Linked DNA regions of Homo sapiens: region 2 is linked to region 1. The links are chromatin contacts, found by Hi-C or POLR2A ChIA-PET in ENCODE. All regions are on one chromosome and are shown on one strand. The core of a region is the stretch at or near the end of the contact, and the rest is flanking DNA. Distances in the headings are between cores, read along the strand shown. Region 1 overlaps STK24 (serine/threonine kinase 24). Region 2 overlaps STK24 (serine/threonine kinase 24).

Region 1 (3,762 bases), core at 473-2,972:
CACTATTTCCAGCTCTGTGCCAAAGACCCATTTGTCTTACAAATCCATTTAATCTGTATCCTCCTTGACATTAGGACCACACTTTCTAAACCTACCAAGATGATGGAAGAATGGCCTCTGACTCAGGAGGGTCCCCTTCTGGGCCAAAGAATTTCATGACACTCCATTACACAAGAATGGGCAGACAGAATTACAGGTCTGGATTCTTCTCCTGCTCAATTATAATAGTTAATTATTGTTTTAGAAGAGCAGTTCATGATGTATGTAGCCAAATAAGACAATTGTCCTTCACATGGCTTTAAAATCCGGGCCAACTTTCCACAATGGCCACGTTCTTCCAGGCATTCTTGTGGCAGATACTCCCTAAAGGACAATCTGCTTAGTAAAATACAGAGAGCGCACTGGATAAAGTATCAACACTTTTCAACCTGCCTGGAGGCCATCAGCACCTGAAGACCACTCCCTGAGCTATTCCACTTCCTACAGAGATGAAGTGACTTTGAAAAGGCCAGCCTACTGTGCACACAGCCTGTGTCCTCTTCCCACGAAGCACACTATTCAATGACATTTCTTAGCCTCTCCTGGGTCAGGTGTGGGTCATGTGGCTGAGTTCTGACCAGGAGAACATGAACAGAAACAATGTGCCCTACGTCCAGGCCTGGGCACATAAAAACTTCCCACACGTGAGCCTCCATTTCTCCCCCAACGCTGACTTATGGCAGCTGAGCACAGCCACTTGTCAAGATGAAGGAACAATAAGATAAAAGGAACTCAGGTTCCTGAATCAGTGTCTGAAGGAAAACAGCCCACGGATCAGGGCAACCAGTGAGGAAGAGATACATTTCTAACATGTATGAGTCGTTACACATTTAAGGAGTTTACTACGGCAGTTGACGTTACAATAACTAAACAAAATACCGGGGCAACCTTAGATCAAGGTTAGGCTGATCTGAAACCTAACGTTCTAGCATTAGCAGCTCAGGCAAGAACAGGACCTGTTTGGATGGAATCTCTAGATACATGCAGATATGTACTGTGGCCGCTATATTTGGCCACAATAAAGCAGCCCATTCCAGCATGCAGTAAAGATCGTGCTAAGGAGCTGAGGTTGAACAAGATGTTTTGAACCACTGATCCTTAATTTCCATAGTTAAATATTAGCTGGTATAAATCACCAAATATTTGTCAGGATCCTCCACACTTCCTTTGCCAAAACCATCATAATAATTCATATTAAAATACAACATCAGCAAACCACACGAAATCCAACTCTGAATTTACTAGAACACTACTGCTGAAGTAATTTCACAGGGAATAGTACGCAGTACAGTGGACAGAATCCAAACTGAGTTTCTTTAGCTGTTTGTTTTCAATCGAAATTTAACATCGAGGCCAGGCACAGTGGCTCATGCCTATAATCCCAGCACTTTGGCAGGCTGAGGCAGGTGGATCACCTGAGGTCAGAAGTTCGAGACCAGCCTGGACAACATGGTGAAACCCCATCTCTACTAAAAATACAAAAATTAGCCGGGCACGGTGGTTGGTGAGCGACTGTAATCCCAGCTACTCAGGAGGCTGAGGCAGGAAAATCGCTTGAACCCGGGAGGCGGAGGGGGCAGTGAACTGAGATCGCCCCACTACACTCCAGTCTGGGTTACACAGCACGACTCCATCTCATTAAAAAAAAGAAATTTAACATCAAGATGCTGGCATTCCCCCACGGAAGTCACATGTGTAGTGCTTTCGTTTTTGCTGTGTCAAGACCCAAACTGGGTGCACCACACAGCAACATTTGCTCTTCTTGTTGGCATTCTTCCTCCATTCTTTAACCCTGGTTTCCTTGGTTTGACCTCAATGGATACCTTAACTGCAAACTACCTTCATTGCATATTCATTGCAGGGTAATTTAAGAGATGAGGTATGAATAAATGCTACCAAGGAAGGAAAATACGCATTAAGTACCTACTACATGTCAAGTACTTTCACATACTTAATTCCATTTAATCTTTGTAACATATGATATATACCATAATTTTCCATTTTGCAAATGAGAAAGTGGAGAAGTTATAAAAAATAATGAAAACTCACTCAAGGCCACACATCAAAGTAAATGACAAGATTCAAGTCCTGTGACACCTGACTCCAAAACTCACTCTTTCCATTTCAAAATGCTACATTTGACCTATGACACACTGCTGTCCTTTACACAAGGGATAAAAAAGGGATCACTGCTCAATTTTGATTTCCTTTAAATATCCATTTTAGTTAATCAATGGTTCTCAAAATGTCCATCCTCTGACTTACACCTTACTGTATTTCTACAAAAGCAAAACCTACACGCTCCCTTCTCACATCAGAGCAGCTTACAAGTTGTAACTTAGAGACTTTAGAGGGTAAGGCCAGGGGAGGAAGAGGCCTGGCCCAAATTATCCAGGTTTATCGCTGCCTCCCCTGGAAAATCATCATTTCTTTCTTCATAGTTCTGTATTCCACAATAATTATTTCAGAGCGTTTTTTTCCCCACCAATTCTTATGATTTCTAAAACCCCATTTTAAAGGTTACAACATTTTTAAGTTCAGTGAAACAGGTATATTTTGAGGAACTTGAAACACAAGAACGGTCATAAGCCTTCTTAGTGTTGTAACAGGATTGTTCTACGATGTCTAAAATGGTAAAATGGTTCCATGCAGGATCAGAAAAACATTTTTAATACTATTCTTTCCCACTTAAAGAACAGAGTGGCAGTGCAGGACAATTTTTGTGTCATATTATTATAACTACCGTTTTATTTAAGTAATTACCAATTTGCCTAGCATTCTTAAAAGTCAAGCGTAGATAAGCTAGCTAACTAACCAACATTATCAATTCTCATCAGCAGTTTTTAACAGCATTAAATTAAACCACAGCTGGTAAGTGAGAATATCAAAAGATTAACATTCTTAAGTTGGTATGAGTTTTTAATACTAATCATAAGCAGTCCTAAAATTAGGTGAATAACTGTTATAATAACTTAATAAGAAACAGTTTTAATGACAAAGTCCCACCAGAAATACTCTTCCTTATTCAAAAGAGAATTAGAACATCAAACACTTTCACCACAAATATTTCTATAGGAGACATTTGAGATGATGGAACTATCAAAGCCAGGTTCTTTTGATCACGAAGGTCAAAACATCTCTCCTTGCTCTGAAACCTGCTGTGCTTTGTCCTATCAGAGTCCTTCCCATTCCCTGCTGGCACCTCAGCCAAGTGCTGCAGAACGGAGAAGCACGTTATTTTAAGCCTTACCTTCAGATAGGATCCATAATATTTGGTTACATATGGACTGTCACACTGACTCAGCACTGTGATTTCTTGTTGAATGTCCTCTATCTCATCTTCAGCTTCTTCCAGATCAATGATCTTTATGGCAACCACTTTCTGAGTCCGATTGTCAATGCCTTTGAACACCTCTCCAAAGGAGCCCTTCCCAATTTTCTCTAGTTTTGTAAAAAGCTCTTCTGGGTCTGCCTTTAGGTTCTGTAGAGAGAAGGAAGAGAAAAGGGAAACTTTAGTCCCTCATAGCACCACAACTCCTTTGTCAATTTTATGTGTAATGTTATAGACCACACTGTCTTCCAGGGACTCATCTATTTTCTGTGTCCAGCATCAGGCTGGTGGTGACCACAGCTCTGCAGGTTCAGGACATAAGATTCCTAGGTCTCACCTACACATGCGCATCAGACTATGAAAGGCAGCAAGCGTACAATAAGAACAATCAC
Region 2 (3,861 bases), core at 790-3,289, 39 kb after region 1:
AGAGCGAGACTCCAACTCAAAAAAAAAAAAAAAAAAAAGAAAGAAAAAATAGTTTAAGAACATGATCACCCAAAATATCCTAACACTGCTTTTATCTTTTCTTATTACACTTGATTGGTCTAGTGTGTATCTTATAACCTAGCCACCATCATAGCTGACTATAATCATGACCTGCTCTTTACAGAGTGAACGCTGAGCTCATGCCATCCCTTTTCCCCTCATGTATAACTGGCACAATATGCCCTGCCTTCCAGGCAGCACACACAACCCTATTGTTGGATAACCATGTTTAAACTCACTCTCGGCCAGGCACAGTGGCTCACGCCTGTAATCCCAGCTCTTTGGGAGGCCGAGGCAGGCAGATCACGAGGTCAGGAGACTGAGACCATCCTGGCTAATACGGTGAAACCCCATCTCTACTAAAAACAAAAAATTAGCCAGGCATGGTGGCGGGCGCCTGTAGTCCCAGCTACTCGGGAGGCTGAGGCAGCAGAACGGCATGAACCCGGGAGGCGGAGCTTGCAGTGAGCCGAGATCGCACCACTGCACTCCAGCCTGGGCGACAGAGTGAGACTCCGTCTCAATAAAAAAAATATATAAATAAATAAAAACCTCACTCTCAACAGAAAACTCCTGATTGGTTTTAACCAATTAAAAACGTCCTACACATATCAGCCTCCCTGTCTTTTTTTTTTTTTTTTTGAGATGGAGTCTTGCTCAGTCACCCAGACTGGAGTGCAGTGGCGCAATCTCCGCTCACTGCAAGCTCCGCCTCCTGGGTTCACGCCATTCTCCTGCCTCAGCCTCCCGAGTAGCTGGGACTACAGGTGCCCGCCACCACACCCGGTTAATTTTTTTTGTATTTTTAGTAAAGATGGGGTTTCACCATGTTAGCCAGGATGGTCTCAATCTCCTGACCTTGTGATCCACCCGCCTCGGCCTCTCAAAGTGCTGGGATTACAGGCGTGAGCCACCGTGCGGGCTACCAGCCTCCCTGTCTTATGTAAATGTCTTCCTTTCTCTAGATAAGGTCTTTTATCAGCATATACCTGACGAAATGCCCGGATAAGAAATTCGGTCCCATACTCAGGACCCACTTCAGGAAGAACTCTATCTTTCCTGACTTCTCCTCCTTCCCCGGGGAATTGTCAGTCGCATGGCCTGGATTCCCCAACAGGGCTGGCAGGGGGCATGGATTGGCCAGAGCCCCACTCCTCTTGCCACAGGGATCAGTCCAGGGTTAAGGACTATGCTAGGACGCTCAGCATTGCCTAAGAACTTGTGCTAGAGCTACTGAAAAAGAGGTGCTCTTTGTCCCCCAGGATCACATCATTAAGGCTGGGTGCTGCGGGCAGCCGCCTTTATCATCGGCTGGGGCACACCTGCCTAAGAAGTAAGCCCTCACGTTCCACTGTACTGGAAGTCAAGCCCACTGCAGCCCTTTCAGTGCTGTGAGCAGATGAATCTCCCCTTCTTCTTTTTGCTTAAACTAGTTGAGGTTGTTGTTCTTTTGCCTACAACTGAAAAACAACAACAACAAAAAAATCACTGTAACACAATGAGTATGTGCCCCAATGGTGAGTAACAACACCAGCCAGGGTCATGCCAGCCACCCTGGGCCACATCAAACCAGGGATGGTAAAAGCAGCACCACTGGAAGCCCAGAATCACCCACCTGGGTTAAAATGAAAGTCTGCTGGGTTTAACTCACCTAGAGGCTTCTACCCGATTTTTGCAGGTGCAACCAAGACTGAGGCTGTTTAAACAGCCTTAAATTCTGCTATGCAACTCACTGGAAAACTACTTTAGGACCCACTTCGGAAGTGACCACCACTAAACTGGACAAGAGATGCAGGGTCAAAATGATGTATATATTAGGTATGTGGAGCTCAGACACATGATTTGTCTAATAAATTTGTTAAAAGGAACTCCTGTCGTCTAAGAAATTACAAGCTACTCTTGACTTACGACCAGCTGACACACTGTTCCCACTGGTGATCAGCCACCCACAGCACCTCGCACCCCATCCATCCACCTGAGCCAATGCTGCTGCCGTGTGGACACTCTGGGGCTCACATTCAGAGCAGAACCTGCTTTGCCTAGCAGGTAAAGCTAGGTGGAGTAGCCAAGTGTGATGAAGTCTGGGATCTGAAACACAGGCTACTCCCTCTTCAATCACCCTCTGTATAGTGATAACAGCCGTCCCATGTTGCTAGCACAAATGACCTAATTAATCAGTCACCAGACTCAGTCTCTAGCCTGAACTCTTCCACCAGCTCCAGACCCATATTTCTAACTGCCTGTTCATTTCCTCTGCCCACAATCCACTCATCTGAAACAGAATTCCTTATCTACATAGGATCTTCATCTTCCATGCTAGTCATCAGCCCCAAGGACTTGGGTGCGTGGGTGCGTTCATTCGCCCCAGGGCACCTCCCTCCCTCCATCACCATCATCACTGAAGCCTGCCCCGCTCACCCCCACAGCTCCCTCCCTCAAATCCCTCCTCCTCCCCACCCACTGGTGGCACAGTTCGATCTGGCATCAGCTTTTACCTGGGAAACCGCAATGAGACCTAGCTGGGGGACCAGCCTCCTTCCTTTCCAGTCTAACCACCAAACTGTCAACGCCCAAAATGGGTCTCATTCTGCCAATTCAAATTTCCCAGAAATGTCACATCACCTAATAGGCTAAAGCCCAAACCACTCAGCATGGTCCCATGGGTGATAATGACAAGGTAGTCTGGGAGCACTTATTTTAGGACCTGATATGATCTGGTCCTGGACTACCTTCTTCAACATATGTGTCTTGTTCTCTTTCCTTTCCCCTTAAGTCCGGCAGAATTGGATTCCTTGTATTTTTCCAAACACTCTGTGCCATTTAAAGACACCATGCTTTTGAACATTCTAATCTGTCTGGATGCCCTCTGCCTTTAAAAGAAATTCTTCTAGAACAGAGCTCAGCCATTGTTTCCTTTATTAATCTTCAGCCGGCTAGGTCTAGATACTTAATTACCCCCTCCTCTGCGCTACTTCTGAGCCTTATACTTCCATAAATGCATTTTTTCCCATTGAAATGTATGCGACACATGTGCCTCTGCTACTGGGCCATAAGCTCCTTGAAGACGGAGCTGTTAGTCATCTAATCCCAATGCCAGCACTGCACCAGACGTATGACAGATCCCTCTTCAACTCTAAACACCATCTCCTATGCCTTACACATTGGCTGATATACCACCTATTAGATATCTATTCAGATCAACACACATCTTTCTTCCCATAATTAAGAAGGCCTACCGGTTTTATGAACTATTAGGAATACTTTCCCAGCATCCAGCTGAGCAATTTTGACAGGAGGAATCCTGTTTTCATGGGAACTACTGAACCCACTAGAGGGGGTGCAGCAAAGAGGAATGCAGTAAACACCAGAGCGGTACAACACCAGGAGGGCACTACAATGGAGAAGGGGGTACTGCAGGGCACAGCCAGGCCTGGCACAGCCCCAAAGACCAACCTAAACTAACTCAGAAACCTGCACCCAGAAACATAAAGAAAACTCCTCCTCCTCCTCCAACTCTCTTATGCCAACTAGCTTCCTGCCTTCAGAACCAGGAACTTAACTCTTAAGATTATAGTTTACATAGACTTTGGAGTAAAAGGCTTTTCTAGCCTAGCCTCACAACTTAACTGCTATTTCCAAACTCCTTTCTATACGAAAATATGCAGGCGACTAACCAACAAAGTTACAAGTGAAATCGGGAATGTATTTGGGAACAGTCCACATATTTTAAACTTTATTTCTTACAATTGAAAAACTGTGCTTCTTTTTGCATCAAACAATGGTGACCACAGAAGTAAATTA

What was found. A loop is a pair of places that touch in the nucleus more often than their neighbours do. ChIA-PET counts read pairs that join two places held with the same protein, here RNA polymerase II (POLR2A). Pooled maps may share reads with other maps.
Region 2: a loop to region 1 is called in a map of CD4-positive, alpha-beta T cell, with 2.2 times the contacts of the local background. The contact joins two enhancer-like sites. A Hi-C loop is called at or near these places in 24 of 168 maps with a recorded cell type or tissue (B cell, CD4-positive, alpha-beta T cell, CD4-positive, alpha-beta memory T cell and 17 more), 16 of 37 single-sample maps with no recorded cell type and 25 of 50 pooled maps. POLR2A ChIA-PET finds 5 or more read pairs at or near these places in 18 of 52 experiments (AG04450, CD4-positive, alpha-beta T cell, CD4-positive, alpha-beta memory T cell and 12 more).

Annotation. Positions count from the first base shown.
Region 1 is chr13:98,515,954-98,519,715 of GRCh38, forward strand. It overlaps STK24 (serine/threonine kinase 24), which reads right to left. Exons shown (of 11, transcript NM_001032296.4): 2 at 3,290-3,520. Among named protein-coding and RNA genes, the nearest start is that of STK24, 59 kb to the right of the region's middle. RefSeq lists an enhancer at 1,597-1,656. Within about 2 kb of position 1,723, at least 5 of the 41 ENCODE cell types and tissues checked have a DNase peak (open chromatin) inside an H3K27ac peak, as active enhancers do.
Region 2 is chr13:98,554,997-98,558,857 of GRCh38, forward strand. All of the region lies in intron 1 of STK24 (serine/threonine kinase 24), which reads right to left. Among named protein-coding and RNA genes, the nearest start is that of STK24, 20 kb to the right of the region's middle. Within about 2 kb of position 2,040, at least 2 of the 41 ENCODE cell types and tissues checked have a DNase peak (open chromatin) inside an H3K27ac peak, as active enhancers do.